Linked DNA regions of Homo sapiens: region 2 is linked to region 1. A link is a loop called in an ENCODE intact Hi-C map of the cell type or tissue named here. Cell type or tissue: PC-3. All regions are shown on one strand. Each heading gives the region's core, and the rest is flanking DNA. Links, peaks and the distances in the headings are about the cores only. Region 1 has its middle 10 kb from the start of TINCR. Region 2 has its middle 29 kb from the start of PTPRS.

Evidence for each region. Hi-C counts contacts between places; a loop is a spot of excess contacts. Peaks named below come from ENCODE experiments on the same cell type or tissue, not always from the same donor. Only the 100,000 strongest peaks of a DNase experiment are listed, where the experiment ranks them.
Region 2: a loop joins it to region 1, with 4 times the contacts of the local background. A loop is called at or near these places in 12 of 110 quality-filtered maps.

What each region holds. Positions count from the first base shown.
Region 1 is chr19:5,576,762-5,579,672 of GRCh38, forward strand. It overlaps the pseudogene SNRPEP4. Among named protein-coding and RNA genes, the nearest start is that of TINCR, 10 kb to the left of the region's middle. In PC-3, for the core only: a CTCF peak has its summit at 1,640 (motif pointing left); DNase peaks (open chromatin) are centred at 1,120 and 1,660; H3K4me3 peaks cover 1,101 bases; H3K27ac peaks cover 981 bases.
Region 2 is chr19:5,368,454-5,371,364 of GRCh38, forward strand. No RefSeq gene overlaps it. Among named protein-coding and RNA genes, the nearest start is that of PTPRS, 29 kb to the left of the region's middle. In PC-3, for the core only: CTCF peaks have their summits at 1,604 and 1,803; no DNase peak of the experiment used is centred there.

The sequences.
Region 1 (2,911 bases), core at 221-2,720:
ATCTAATACAAGGTTCATATACTCATCAAAACCAATGATACAGCCTTCTATCCGCATATTCACTTGCTCATAGAGCCACACCTGAATCCGCGATCTATTTTGTAAGTATCTGAAGATGAGGCTGATGGGCTGCACCATAACCTTCTGCACTTTCTGGCCCTGGCCACGGTACGCCATGGTGGAATTTCACCCATTTTTTTTTTTTTTTTATAATTTATTTTGTTTTGTTTTGTTTTTTGAGACAGAGTCTCACTCTGTTGCCCAGGCTGGAGTGCAGTGGCGCGATCTCGGCTCGCTGCAGGCTCCGCCTCCCGGGTTCAGGCCATTCTCCTGCCTCAGCCCCCCAAGTAGCTGGGACTACAGGCGCCCGCCACCACGCCCAGCTATTTTTTTTTAGCAGAGACGGGGTTTCACCATGTTAGCCAGGATGGTCTCAATCTCCTGACCTCGTGATCTGCCTGCCTTGGCCTCCCAGAGTGCTGAGATTACAGGCGTGAGCTACCGCGCCTGGCCCTAATTTTTTGTACTTTTAGCAGAGACAGGGTTTCACCGTGTTAGCCAGGATGGTCTCGATCTCCTGACCTCGTGATCCGCCCGCCTCGGCCTCCCAGAGTGCTGGGATTATAGGCGTGAGCCACCGCGCCCGGCCCTAATTTTTTGTATTTTTAGTAGAGACGGGGTTTCACCGTATTAGCCAGGATGATCTCGATCTCCTGACCTTGTGATCCGCCCGCCTCGGCCTCCCAAAGTGCTGGGATTACAGGCATGAGCCACCGCGCCCGGCCGAATATCAGGCCCATTTTACAGATGAGGAAACTGAATGCATAGCATGAAGGCAGTACCCGAGCCAAGGCCTGGCACATAGTAGGTGCTTAGTTTGAGCAGGATCTAAATCTCGTTTGGTCAGACCCACAGACACACAGCTCCATGAACAGTCGCTCCTGTCTCTCCAGGGGACCCCAGGAAGCACTTCATAAATATTTCAGTTCTTGAATTCTTTGGTGACTCTATACAGAGCCGCCAGGAAAGGTGAGCAGGGGCGGGAGAGGCAGCTTTCCAAGGGGGGCGGAGACATGAGGCACACATCAAGTCACTCGCCAGCCCGGATACACCAAAATGTACACAGCATGAGGAGAAGTCAGTCACACAGAGACACAGACACACCCAAGGCAAATACAGCCATGATATGTAGCAAGAGAAAAATGAGACACGTAGTCACATGCGCAGAGACACATGCCCCCCAGAGCAAACACAGACACACACGGACACACGCCCCATGACAAACACAGATGCACACAGAGAGACACACGGCCTTAAGCCTCACACACGGAGATTCACCAGATCCACACCCCAAGACAGAAGCAGGCACGTCCACTCCTGAGACCAATACAAACTCACTCTAAGAGAAGCACAGACACAACCAGGGCCTTCGCCTACCGGGGGCCGGGTTGGGAGGCTCTGGAGACCCTCGACCCTTGAGGAAGCCCCCATTCCAGCCTCCACCTGCGCCTCCAGGGCCTCCCACAAAGGTGGTGTTGGGCCCGTGGGGGAAACGCTGGGCGGGCAGAGAGATGGGGGCTTCCGCGGCAGGAGGGGCCCAACCGGGTCGGCTGCGTTGCAGAGCGTGGCTCTTGGGCGCCACCTAGTGGGCACATGGAGTAGAGGGCCCGGCTGCCCCAAGTGCAGATCCACATCTGTGCAGGTCCTGGGTTCATCTGTTTCTGCTTTTGTCTATTTGCGTCCCTGTGTGTGTGCGTCTGTTTCACTCTGTGTCTCAGTCTCTGTCTCTCTTCTCCCTGAATCTCTCTTTTTCTGTGTCTCGGTGTCTTTATCTCTCCATCCCTCTTTTTTCTCCCCTTCCCTCCCCCACGGCTTCCCCCACCTCCAGAGCCTGAGGCTTCGTCAATAAGCAAGCCAGGCATCTCCAGTGACCCAGCACACCCCACTTATAGCCGCATCTCTTGGGTCCCGTCCCTCAACGGCGTCTTGGTCCCCATGAGTGTCCACCTGCTATGACTCAGCCAGGGGCTGAGTGAGTGGGGGTGTGATACCCAACGGACTCTCACTCTGTCGCCCAGGCTGGAGTGCAGTGGTGCAACATCAGCTCACTGCAACCTCCACCTCCCAGGTTCAAGAGATTCTCCTGCCTCAGCCTCCCGAGTAGCTGGGATTACAGGCATGCGCCACCATGCCCTGCTAATTTTTGTATTTCTAGTAGAGACAAGGTTTTGCCATGTTGACCAGGCTGATCTCGAACTCCTGACCTCAGGTGATCCACCCACCTCAGCCTCCCAAAGTGCTGGGATTACAGACATGAGCCACCGTGCCTGGCTAATTATATCTATTTTTTAATACAGAGTCTCGCTCTGTTGCCCAGACTGGAGTGCAGTGGTGTGATCTCAGCTCACTGTAACTTCCACCTCCCAGATTCAAGTGATTCTCCTGCCTCAGCCTCCCGAGTAGCTGGGATTACAGGCGTGCACCACCACACCTGGCTAATTTTTGTGTTTTTAGTAGAGATGGAGTTTCACCATGTTGACCAGGCTGGTCTCAAGTGATCTGCCTGCCTCGGCCTCCCAAAGTGCTTGGAGTACAGGTGTGAGGCACCATGCCCAGCTGTGCCCACCAGTTCTGCCAGCCTGCTTGCTCCTATGTTCTGGTCTTTGGAGCAGGGATCCCAAAACTGGAGGCGGCTTGTGGCCCCCCCTGCTGTGTCTTTGTCCAAACAGAGCCAGGGCCCTGAGTCCAGTGTGGCTCGCCCCTCCTTCCCCAGGGCTGGCTGGTTCTAGCTTCCTGGAGGTGAAAGTGGTCATGGCATGGGGAGACCGGGGACACGGGGACAGTGAGGATTTGGATCTCAAGCAAGGAAAGGCCTGAAGAGAGACATTTGAGTGTTACCCTCAAACCCTTC
Region 2 (2,911 bases), core at 256-2,755, 210 kb before region 1:
TGGCGGGCGCCTGTAGTCCCAGCTACCTGGGAGGCTGAGGCAGGAGAATGGCGTGAACCTGGGAGGCAGAGCTTGCAGTGAGCCGAGATCGTGCCACTGCACTCCAGCCTGGACAACAGAGCTAGACTCCGTCTCAAAAAAAAAAAAAAATCTCAGTGGTGGGCTCTTCCCAGTACTATTCTAAGATTTCCCTTGTCCAGGTGGCTTCCCAGTGTCCAAATCCAGTGATCACTTCTCAGCACCCATCCTCCTCATGCTCCTAGCAACATCTACCCTGGGTGGTCCCTCCTCCTGGGAGCATCATCTTCACGTGGCCCCCAGCGTCCCCACATTTGCCTGCATTCACCCTCCTCTCTGTTGGACTCTTCTCAGTCTCTCTGCAAGCTTCTCTCTGCAAGCTTCTCTCTTCTGCTCAGCTGCTAAACACAGGGTAGTCCTTGAGCATAGTCTCTGTCTCCTCTTCTCATTCATCCCCATGGACATGAATACATTCTAACACCATGGACTAACACCATGGACACGAATACATTCTAACACCATGGCTAGTAAAAGCTAGCTCTGGGCCAGGCGCGGTGGCCCACGCCTGTAATCCCAGTACCACGGACTGTCAGATTTATGCCTTCAGAAGGCATCTCTTCTGGGAACATCAGAATCTTATATCCAAATGGCCCGTCTGCATCTACATGTAGGTGCCCAAAAGGCAGCTCAAACTTAACAGGCCAAAGCCAAACCTTGGTCATCACCCCTCCCCATCCTGTGGCTCCTACCCCATCCTCTATCATCCATCCATAATATATCTACCCAACCATTCATTCACCCACTCATTCAACCATCCATTCATCCACTCATCCATCCCTCCATACACCCATCCATCCCTCCATACACCCATCCATCATCCATCTATTCATCCACCCATCCCCATCCATCCATTTATCCATCCATTATCTATTATCCATCCATGACCCATTAACCCAACCACTCACCCACCCACCTACCTATATATTCATCCATCCATCCATCCATCCATCCGTCACCCATTTATTCATCTATCCATCCATTCACTCATCCATCCATCACTTATTATCCATAACCGATCCACCCAACCACTCACTCATCCATCCATCCACCCATCCATCCATAATTTATTCATTCATTCATCATCTATATCCATCTATAACACATCAACCCGCTCACTTATCCATCCATCCATAATTCATTCATTCATCATCTATTATCCATCCGTAACACGTCCACCCACCCACTCTTCCATCCATCCATCCATCCATCCATCCATCCATCCTTATTCATCCATTTTCATCCTCCCCAAACTCATACTAATAGGTTGCACCTCTAACATCCAAGGGGCTCAAGTCAGAAACCCTGGAATCAATCTCAAGTCAACTCTTTTCCTCACATTTCACCATCAGTCCTTTAGAAAATCTTGTTGGCTCTGCCTTCAAATCTATTCACAACCTGCCTACTTCTCGCCCCTCTTTTACATCCCCAGGTCCAGCCCCATCATTGCCTGCCTGGACCAGTACAGTTGCTTCTGCCCTGGTCCTCACCTCCCCTGCTCACTAACCCATCAGACCGTTCCCCCCTCAGCAGCCAGAGGGCGCCTGTGAGCACCTGAGTCAGGTCCTGTCCCTCTTCTGCCCACAGCCCTCCATGGCTGTCACCTCCCTCAGAGTCAAAAAGCAAGTCCTCTCTGCGGCCCACAAGGCTCTGTGTGACCTGCCTTGACACCTCCTCCTCCGTCTCTTTCCCTTGCTCACTGTGCTCCAGCCACAGGGTTTTCCTCAATGTTTCTCCAACGCACCAGGTGGGGTCCTGCCTCAGGGCTTCCGCGTGGGCTGTGCCTTCTATCTCCCTCCCCCACCTCCACCTCCTTTGGTCTCTATTGAAATGGCGCTTCTCACAGAGACCTCCCCTGGCCACTTCCCCACATTTATCTCCGTCAGAGTCTGTTCTCCTTTACTGCTTGTTTCCAGCCCACCCCACCCCCCGCCCCTCACCCTTAGCTCTTACCACCATCTGACCCCCTGTATATTTTACTTGTGTGTGTGGTTTTCTTGTTTTTGTTTTTGTTTTTGAGACGGAGTCTCGCTCTGTCGCCCAGGCTGGAGTGCAGTGGCGCCATCTCGGCTCACTGCAAGCTCCGCCTCCCGGGTTCACGCCATTCTCCTGCCTCAGCCTCCCCAGTAGCTGGGACTACAGGCGCCCACCACCACGCCCGGCTAATTGTTCGCATTTTTAGTAGAGACGGGGTTTCACCGCGTTGGCCAGGTTGGTTTCAGTCTCCAGACCCCGTGATCCACCCGCCTCAGCCTCCCCAAGTGCTGGGATTACAAGTGTGAGCCACAGTGCCCGGCCACTTGTGTATTTTTGTCTTTTAGACAGAGTCTCCTCCTGTTGCCCAGGCTGAAGTGCAGTGGTGTCATCATAGCTCACTGCAGCCTCATACTCCTGGGCTCCAGCGATCCTCCCTCCTCAGCCTCCTAAGTACCTGGAACTATAGGCACACCACCATGCCCTGCTAATTTTTTTTTCAGAGATGGGATCTTGCTATGTTGCCCAGGCTGGTCTCAAACTCCTGGGCTCAAGTGATGCTCCTGCATCAGCCTCCCAAAGCATTGAGATCACATGAGTGAGCAGCTGTGCCCCACCTACTTGTGTGGGGGGGTTTTCTTTGTTAACATGTAACATCAGCTCTTCAAAACAGAGATCTTCATTCTGTCAAATTTGCTATTTCCTCTCAGTACCTAGAACAGTGTCTGACTCAGTTAATAGGTGTTGAATAATTAAATATCTAAAGTAAGCCCCAACCCATTCGTTGAGCACCCACTATTGCCAGATGCTGAAAAGCTTGTCCAGAAAAAGAGAAAGTGGCTAAACCCATGCAGAGACCACA